2 separate regions of the Homo sapiens genome follow, and region 1 is linked to region 2. The links are chromatin contacts, found by Hi-C or POLR2A ChIA-PET in ENCODE. All regions are on one chromosome and are shown on one strand. Each heading gives the region's core, a stretch centred on a gene start or an enhancer-like site at or near the end of the contact. The rest is flanking DNA. Distances are from core to core; before and after follow the strand shown. Region 1 overlaps ITGB2 (integrin subunit beta 2). Region 2 holds the start of TRAPPC10 (trafficking protein particle complex subunit 10).

Region 1 (3,537 bases), core at 853-3,352, 900 kb after region 2:
GTTCCTGCCCCACACCCTTCCCTCGGGTGGTGCTGGCAGGGCCACCCAAGGTTCAGTGGGCAGACCCAAGCCAGCAGAGCCCCAAACTAGGGCCTGCCGGCTTTGAAGACAGCGCTGGGTGCTGTGCTGTGGCCCGGGAGGCTCGGGTGCCCTCAGCCACAGGCCCTGGCTCCCCTCCATCCCCCGAAAGCCCTGCACCTGTGCTGGGGGCTCTGAGGCCAACGGAACACCCACCAGGGGCCCATCTGAGGATCCCACAGCTTAGACGCCCCAACAAGCCCCAAGGTCCTGTTGTTTTGGCAGTGACCTCATTCCCTGGTTCCCAGCAAAATTATAATCAGAATACAAAAATGTCAAAAGGGAACCCTTGATCCTTCCCGTCCTGGGGTCAAAAACAGAACCTGCACCCTGCTGTAACTTCCTGGAGGAGGTGGTTTTGGTTCACATTGGGCCCACCCTGTGTCTGAAAGCCCCCATATCTCTGATCGTTGGGGGTTGTGGTTCAGGCCGAGGCCAGTTCCAGCTCTCCATCTGGGCCCCCTCAAAGTCCTGCGCCTGGACTGACCTCGGTGCCACGAGTGCCCACCAGCCCCTCAGCTGATCGGAGGCCCTGTGCGTGCTGGAGCTACCCCAGGGTGCAGGGTCCAGCCAGCTTCAGGACTCCCCCAGGGTGCAGGGTCCAGCCGGCTTCAGGACTCCCCCAGGGTGCAGGGTCCAGCCGGCTTCAGGACTCCCCCAGGGTGCAGGGTCCAGCCGGCTTCAGGACTCCCCCAGGGTGCAGGGTCCAGCCGGCTTCAGGACTCCCCCAGGGTGCAGGGTCCAGCCGGCTTCAGGACTCCCCCAGGGTGCAGGGTCCAGCCGGCTTCAGGACTCCCCCAGGGTGCAGGGTCCAGCCGGCTTCAGGACTCCCCCAGGGTGCAGGGTCCAGCCGGCTTCAGGACTCCCCCAGGGTGCAGGGTCCAGCCGGCTTCAGGACTCCCCCAGGGTGCAGGGTCCAGCCGGCTTCAGGACTCCCCCAGGTCGCAGCTGCGCCAAGTGGGGAGGGGGTGCAGACCTCCCCTGGCAGCCCCAGCCAGGCTGGTAAGGACTCACACCCCAGCTCCACGCTCTCCCTGGGGCCGCAGACATGAGGTCTCCGCCCCTAACACAGTCGTGACCAGTGGCATGCAAACACTTCATACCCTCAAATGGGGAAACTGAGGGCCCCAGCAGCAGCAAGATATGGACCTGGTGCCCAGTTACCCCGGGCACTCCCACCTGCCCACAGGGAGAGGGGGTGCACCTTGATTCCAGCAGGATTGGCTCAGAGACCACGGCACCCCAACCTTGACCACAGGAAGGGGGCTGGTGGGGAGCCACCTTCTCCCCACTGTTGCTCCTCCATGAGCAGCCCTGGGGGGCTTGGAGCTGGGGGCACAAGAGAAGCCAGGCCCTGCCCCACCCCCCAATGCCAGTGGCTGAGCCCAGACAAACAGCTGGGGATGAAGGTCCGCTCCAGGAGGTAAGGCAGTGCACTGAGCCTGGCAGCCAGCCTCCCTTCTGTGGGAGAACAGGGCAGGGCAGCCCCTCTGCCCAGCAGCCAGGATGGCCCACGGAGGTCCAGGGCCTCACCTGAGGCCTGAGAGACCAAGACCCCATCAGGCCTATCTGCCTCAGTTTCCTCCATGTGCCTGGAGGTGGTCGAAGGGCCTGTGCCAGCTCCCTGGGGGATGGGAATGGGTAAGGCACAGATGTAGGGCAGCATTCGGGCAAACAGGTGCCTGGCCACTGTCACCTCTGGTGCCCTGAGGCTAAGCCGGCAGAGCTGCAGGGCAGGAGGGGAGGAAGAGCACAGACACCCCCCACCCCAGCCCCTGAGCTGGCCCCAGAGCTCTGGCCTGGAGCCTGATCACCCTGAGGCCCTCCCTGCTGCCCCACACTGGGGGCAGGTGCCCTCCTCATTCTCCAAGGCCCTCCCTGCTGCCCCACACCAGGGGCGGGTGCCCTCCTCATCCTCCAGCTCTGGACATCCCCCATCTAAGGGCGGGCGGGTCCCCTTACCAAGACCTAAGGTGCAAAACCCAAAGCTGAGGCTGCTTAGGAATCCACAGCCCCACAGGCCTCTCAGAACCTTGCATCAGAGTCGCCCTTGACCTCAACCCTGCCCGAGAAGGAAGTGCTGGTGCAACCCCAGCCCAGCTGCAGGAAGTGGTACCTGTCACCAAGTCCCCTGCACAGGGGAAGCAGGGGGCTGAGGGGGCAGGACCAGGGGGACGAGGTCATCCTTCCCCGGAGAACCCCTCAGGGGCCGGGCGCCCTTCCCTCCCGGGCACCAAATGGACACAGCTAACAAGAACCACACTTCACGGTGAGCAAAGCTCTGAACATTCAGGCTCTGAGACACGAAAGCGGCGTCAGAAGAGACCTGCAGCAGATCCGGGCCAAATCACACACACCCTTTCACAGAAGTCGAGGACAGGAGAACAGGAGCAAACACAGGAAAGGAAGAGGCCAGCCTGGTGGCTGACGCCTGCAATCCCAGTGTTTTGAGAGGCCAAGGCAGGAGAATCACTTGAGGCCAGGAGTTTGAGAGCAGCCTGGGCAACACAGTGAGACTCCTACCTCTACAAAAAATAAAAATAGAAAATAAATTAGCCAGACATGGTGGCATGCATCTCTAGTCCCAGTTACTCAGGAGGCTGAGGCAGGAGGATCACTCGCGCCCAGGAGGGAGAGACTGCAGTGAACCCTAATGGCACTGCTGAACTCCAGCCTAGTTGACAGAACGAGGCCCTGTCTCAAAAAAAAAAGAAAAGAAAAAGAAAGGAAACTTTAAGCAAGACAGCAGAGAGAGGGCAGAGCCTATGCTGGGAGAGGAATCCAGCGGGGTCAGGCTTCCTTTTTATTTTTTTGAGACGGAGTTGCGCTGTCACCGGCCTGGAGTGCAGTGGCGCGATCTCAGCTCACTGCAAGCTCCGCCTCCCAGGTTCATGCCATTCTCCTGCCTCAGCTTCCTGAGTAGCTGGGACTACAGGCTCCCACGACCACGCCCAGCTAATTTTTTTGTGTTTTTAGTAGAGACGAGGTTTCATCGTGTTGATCAGGATGGTCTCGATCTCCTGACCTCATGATCCGCCCACCTCGGCCTCCCAAAGTGCTGGGATTACAGGCGTGAGCCACCGTGCCCAGTCTCAGGCTTCCTTTTTGCAACCCCGTAAAACCCTAAGACGAGACTGCTTGAGGAACCAGAGGCCCCGCAGACCCATTGGAACTTTGCATCAGAGCTTCCTCCTGCCTGTGCTGAAACCCACCTTGCGCTGTCCTAGAGGAGAGGCACTCGCATCAAAGTGACTCGGAGGTGCGCGGGAAGTGATGGACGATGCCGCCAGGGGACAAGGTTGGAAGGAAGAGGACATGGGAGCCAACCCCTGCGCTGGGAACTGAAGGCTCAAGGGATGATTATAAACTAGGCATCCACCTTTTAAGCCAAAAGCCAGAGCATCAAGATGGACTCATTTCTGCTTTGTAGGAATGTGATAAAGAACTGGAGAGAAGTGC
Region 2 (3,691 bases), core at 398-2,897:
CCATCGCTGGCATTACCGCCTGAGCTCCGCCTCCTGTCAGGTCAGCAGCAGCGCTGGATTCTCCTAGGAGGGTGAACCCTGTTGTGAACTGCACATTGGAGGGGTCTAGGTTGCGTGCTCCTTATGAGAATCTCATCCCTAATGATGTGTCCCTGGCTTCCATCATCCCTAGATGTGACCGTCCAGTTGCAGGAAAACAAGCTCAGGGCTCCCACTGATTCCACATTATGGGAAGTTGTATTTTATTACATATTACAACATAAAAATAATAAAGTGCACAATAAATGAAATGTGTTTGAATCGTCCTGAAACCACCCCAACTTTGTCTGTGGAAAAACTGCATTCTATGAAACTGGTCCCTGGTGCCAAAAAGGTTGGGGACTGCTGCTGTTAATGACTAAGAAAGACCAGGTCTCCCCCTTCCCATTTGGTGATTTTTGTTACAGATTAGCTGTCTCCATTGTCCTGTACCTGACTTAGACCAGACAGCACAGAGACCCCAGGACTGTTTCATCTTCAGTGGGTCCCCAAAGAAAAAGACCACCTCGACTAAACAGACTGTTGTAACTATGCATTAGGCCTTATACAGAAAAGACGCTGAAATTCGGTTAGGCTTCCCGAGACGCTGGCTATAGAAACGACCCCAAATTTCTACGTTTGAGAACACTGACTTCCATTCTTTATAATGTTTCCTGGGCGCCTCAAGCTTCGCATTTGACTAAACTCTAGATTCTGACCCTTTTGATTATTTTTGGTTGACAGTTTTTGTCATTTTATGGCTGGGAGTGATGGCTCACACCTGTAATCTCAACACTTTGGGAGGCCAAGGCTGGAGGATCACTTGAGCCCAGGAGTTTGAAACCAGCCTGGAAAACATAGTGAGATCCCGACAAAAGAAAAGAAAAGAAAAAAATTAGCTGGGCGTGGTGGCTGCCCCCGTGGTCCCAGTTACTGGCGGAGGGGGTGGGGCGGGGGGAAACAAGGCGGGAGGATCGCTTGAGCCTGGAAGGTGGAGGCTGCAGTGAGCCGTGTCCCGCCACTGCACTCCAGCCTGAGCCAACTGAGGAAGACCCTGCTCCAAAGAAAAAAAGAAAAAGAAACACCCGCGCCCCGCCCCCCCCGTTTACGTGCACAAGAAGCCCATATGCAGTTAAGTGTGAGGTTTATTTTGTGGCATTCCGAAATGCCGAGGGCCAGGTCCCCACAAAAACATTTGCGGCGTGAGGGAAACGGGAAGAGCCCAGCGGTAGGCGGAAGGCACGCGCCGGGGACACTCAGCGGCGAGGGCCTGCGGGAGCCCCCAGCGCGATAAGGAGCCCGGCCGGGGAGCAGCGGCCCGCCGCGGGACGCCCGAGCTGCGGGGAACGCGAGGGCAGCGAGGCCGGCGTCTCTGGTCCGGGAGCGTCCAGGCTCGCTCACCGCGCGCGAGGCCCGCCTGCCGAGTCCTGGCCTCAGCTCCGGCGCAGGGCCCAGCGGGGCGCCCACTGCCGAGGGAGGAAGATGGACGTGTCCCGGGAGCCCCGCTCCGCCTCCCACTTCCCACCTCCCGGTCCCGCGCGGCCGGCCCGGGCGCACTTCCGTCGGAGGCGAAGCGCGGCGAAGACCCGCCCCGTGAAGCCTCGCGCGCCCCGGAAATGGTCATGCGGCGGCGCCGAGGCCGGAAGTGGCTGAGGCCGGCAGCAGCGGGCGGCAGCTGCGGCGCAACCGGCTCCGGAGCTGCCTGGCGCGGCCGGGCGGGCGGCGCCGCTCAGGCTCGGGCTCCGGCTGGGCCCGGCGCGGCCTCGGGGCTGCCCATGGGGCGCGGGGGGCCGGGCCGGTGACGCCGGACGCCCATGGACGCCTCTGAGGAGCCGCTGCCGCCGGTGATCTACACCATGGAGAACAAGCCCATCGTCACCTGTGAGTGCCCGGAGGCGGGGAGGGCGCGGCGGTCGTTGGGCGGGCCCGGGCCCTGGCGTTATGCACCCGGCGCCCCCAGACCTTCAGCCCCCGGCGCGCTCCGGGCTGGGCCGCTTCCTGGAGGTGTGACCAGGGCTGCGGCTGAGGCGGGGCCCTCTGACTTTTCGGGGACGCCCTCTGACCTTCCCGCCGGGCGACCTCTGACCCCTGGGGGGCGCCCTCGGGCCGGCTGCAGTTGGAGCCGGTGGAACCCGGCGGACTCTGCCCGGGACTGGGCGCGCGCCGGCGTCGAGGGCGAGGAGCGGGGGCTGCCACCGCCCCGTCCCGCCCCCGTTGAGCCGCGCGCCCGGGACCTGGGGGCCCCGGCCTCTTCCGCCGGGCGGTTTTGCCCGCGGGCGCCCTTTCCCCGACTACGGGGAAGTCCTTGGGGGCTCGCAGAGTTGCAGGCGTTGGCGAAGTAGGAACAGTTTGTTGCGGGGTGAAGCGTCAGGCAGAGCCGCCGGGACTGCTTTCGCTCCTACACACTTCCCCGCCGCGCACTCAAACCATTTTACGGATGAGAAAGCCGAGGCTCGGGCGCTTAGGCGAGCTTGCTCCCCATGAACAGCCTCCCGCTCGAGTCTACACTACGGACACCTGGTGCCTCTTGGGTGTCGTGTCCTCCCCGCACCCCTCCTTTAATGCATACACAAAGGAACTGTTTTTCTGTTACGGGAAAAATGTTCCCTAAATTTTAGAAGTGTGACTCTCCAGAGTTAAATACGGTTAAGAACAGTGAGCTTATGGGAAGTATTGAAATGTTTGTTGGTTGGCTTTTAGGTGACTTGCAGAGAGGTGTTTCAGACTGTTACGATTTTTGACCTTTGACAGTATTCTGTATTTTCATGCATGTATGCAGTTAGTTTTTTTCTAGTTGTCTTTCGTGCTTGGAAAGGAAGCACTCTCTGTTGCAAAATCTGGGTGCCCAGGCCACAGTAGACTGTATGTCGTGAGAACTCCTGTTTCCCTCTCACTCTGTCAGCGGGTGTGCACCTGCTGTGTTCCTTCCTGTTAGATCCCTGAGAAACTGTATATTGAAGGTTGAATTTTGTTGCTTCAGCTTTAGGTGATAGACTTATTTCTTTCCTTCCTTTTGCTTTATTTTGTCTCTTCTCCTCTCCTCCTCTCTCTTTTTTTTCTACAGAGACCTAGACGAGATGATAGACTTTTCTTAGGGAAGTGGACTGTGTCTCATTTAAAATTGGAGACTTGCATAGTTCAGCAGTAGCTGTCTTTTTTCCTCCCCAGAATATTTGTCAGCTGAAAGTCTTTTCCTACTCTGCACCTTCAGCCCCAGAGGGCAGATGTGGGTAGAGCTGGTCTGCAGGCCCTGCAATTTCCCAGGGGCTTTCCCAGTGCTCAGGGAAGATGAAGCCATGCGCAGTTCATGTTAAGTTTTACTGTCTTCCAGAGGTTGAACATTTTTCTCCTAAAGTGCTGTGCACGTTGTGAATGCTGGATACACATTCATTGCCTGTACGGACATCCACACATCTAATTTTATCTTCTACCTCCTAGCTTGCTTACATTTCAATAGCAATATGTATTTATAGGCATTATGTAAATACATTTCTGAGGAGAAAGTTCCTAAGCTCTATTGGATTCAACCATAACTAAAGGGGTAAAGTTTGTTATCTGGTTGCCAGTGTTGGAGATATTTAATGTTTAGTTTTGTACATGCGTGCATCACGGACAGCTGAAGGATGCGGTTTTCTTTCCTACAGATTTATTGGATTGTCATCTTGGTGGTGGG

The links. A loop is a pair of places that touch in the nucleus more often than their neighbours do. ChIA-PET counts read pairs that join two places held with the same protein, here RNA polymerase II (POLR2A). Pooled maps may share reads with other maps.
Region 1: a loop to region 2 is called in a pooled map, with 3 times the contacts of the local background. The contact joins the enhancer-like site here to the promoter of TRAPPC10 in region 2. A Hi-C loop is called at or near these places in 1 of 37 single-sample maps with no recorded cell type and 7 of 50 pooled maps. POLR2A ChIA-PET finds 5 or more read pairs at or near these places in 3 of 52 experiments (K562, activated CD8-positive, alpha-beta memory T cell and naive thymus-derived CD4-positive, alpha-beta T cell).

The regions. Positions count from the first base shown.
Region 1 is chr21:44,912,154-44,915,690 of GRCh38, forward strand. All of the region lies in intron 1 of ITGB2 (integrin subunit beta 2), which reads right to left. Among named protein-coding and RNA genes, the nearest start is that of ITGB2, 7.0 kb to the right of the region's middle. RefSeq lists enhancers at 219-268, 1,588-2,088 and a silencer at 2,205-2,254. Within about 2 kb of position 2,103, at least 12 of the 41 ENCODE cell types and tissues checked have a DNase peak (open chromatin) inside an H3K27ac peak, as active enhancers do.
Region 2 is chr21:44,010,662-44,014,352 of GRCh38, forward strand. It overlaps TRAPPC10 (trafficking protein particle complex subunit 10), which reads left to right and starts at 1,648. Exons shown (of 23, transcript NM_003274.5): 1 at 1,648-1,899. The coding sequence starts at 1,833. RefSeq lists silencers at 1,273-1,652, 1,803-2,472 and enhancers at 3,023-3,082, 3,103-3,152.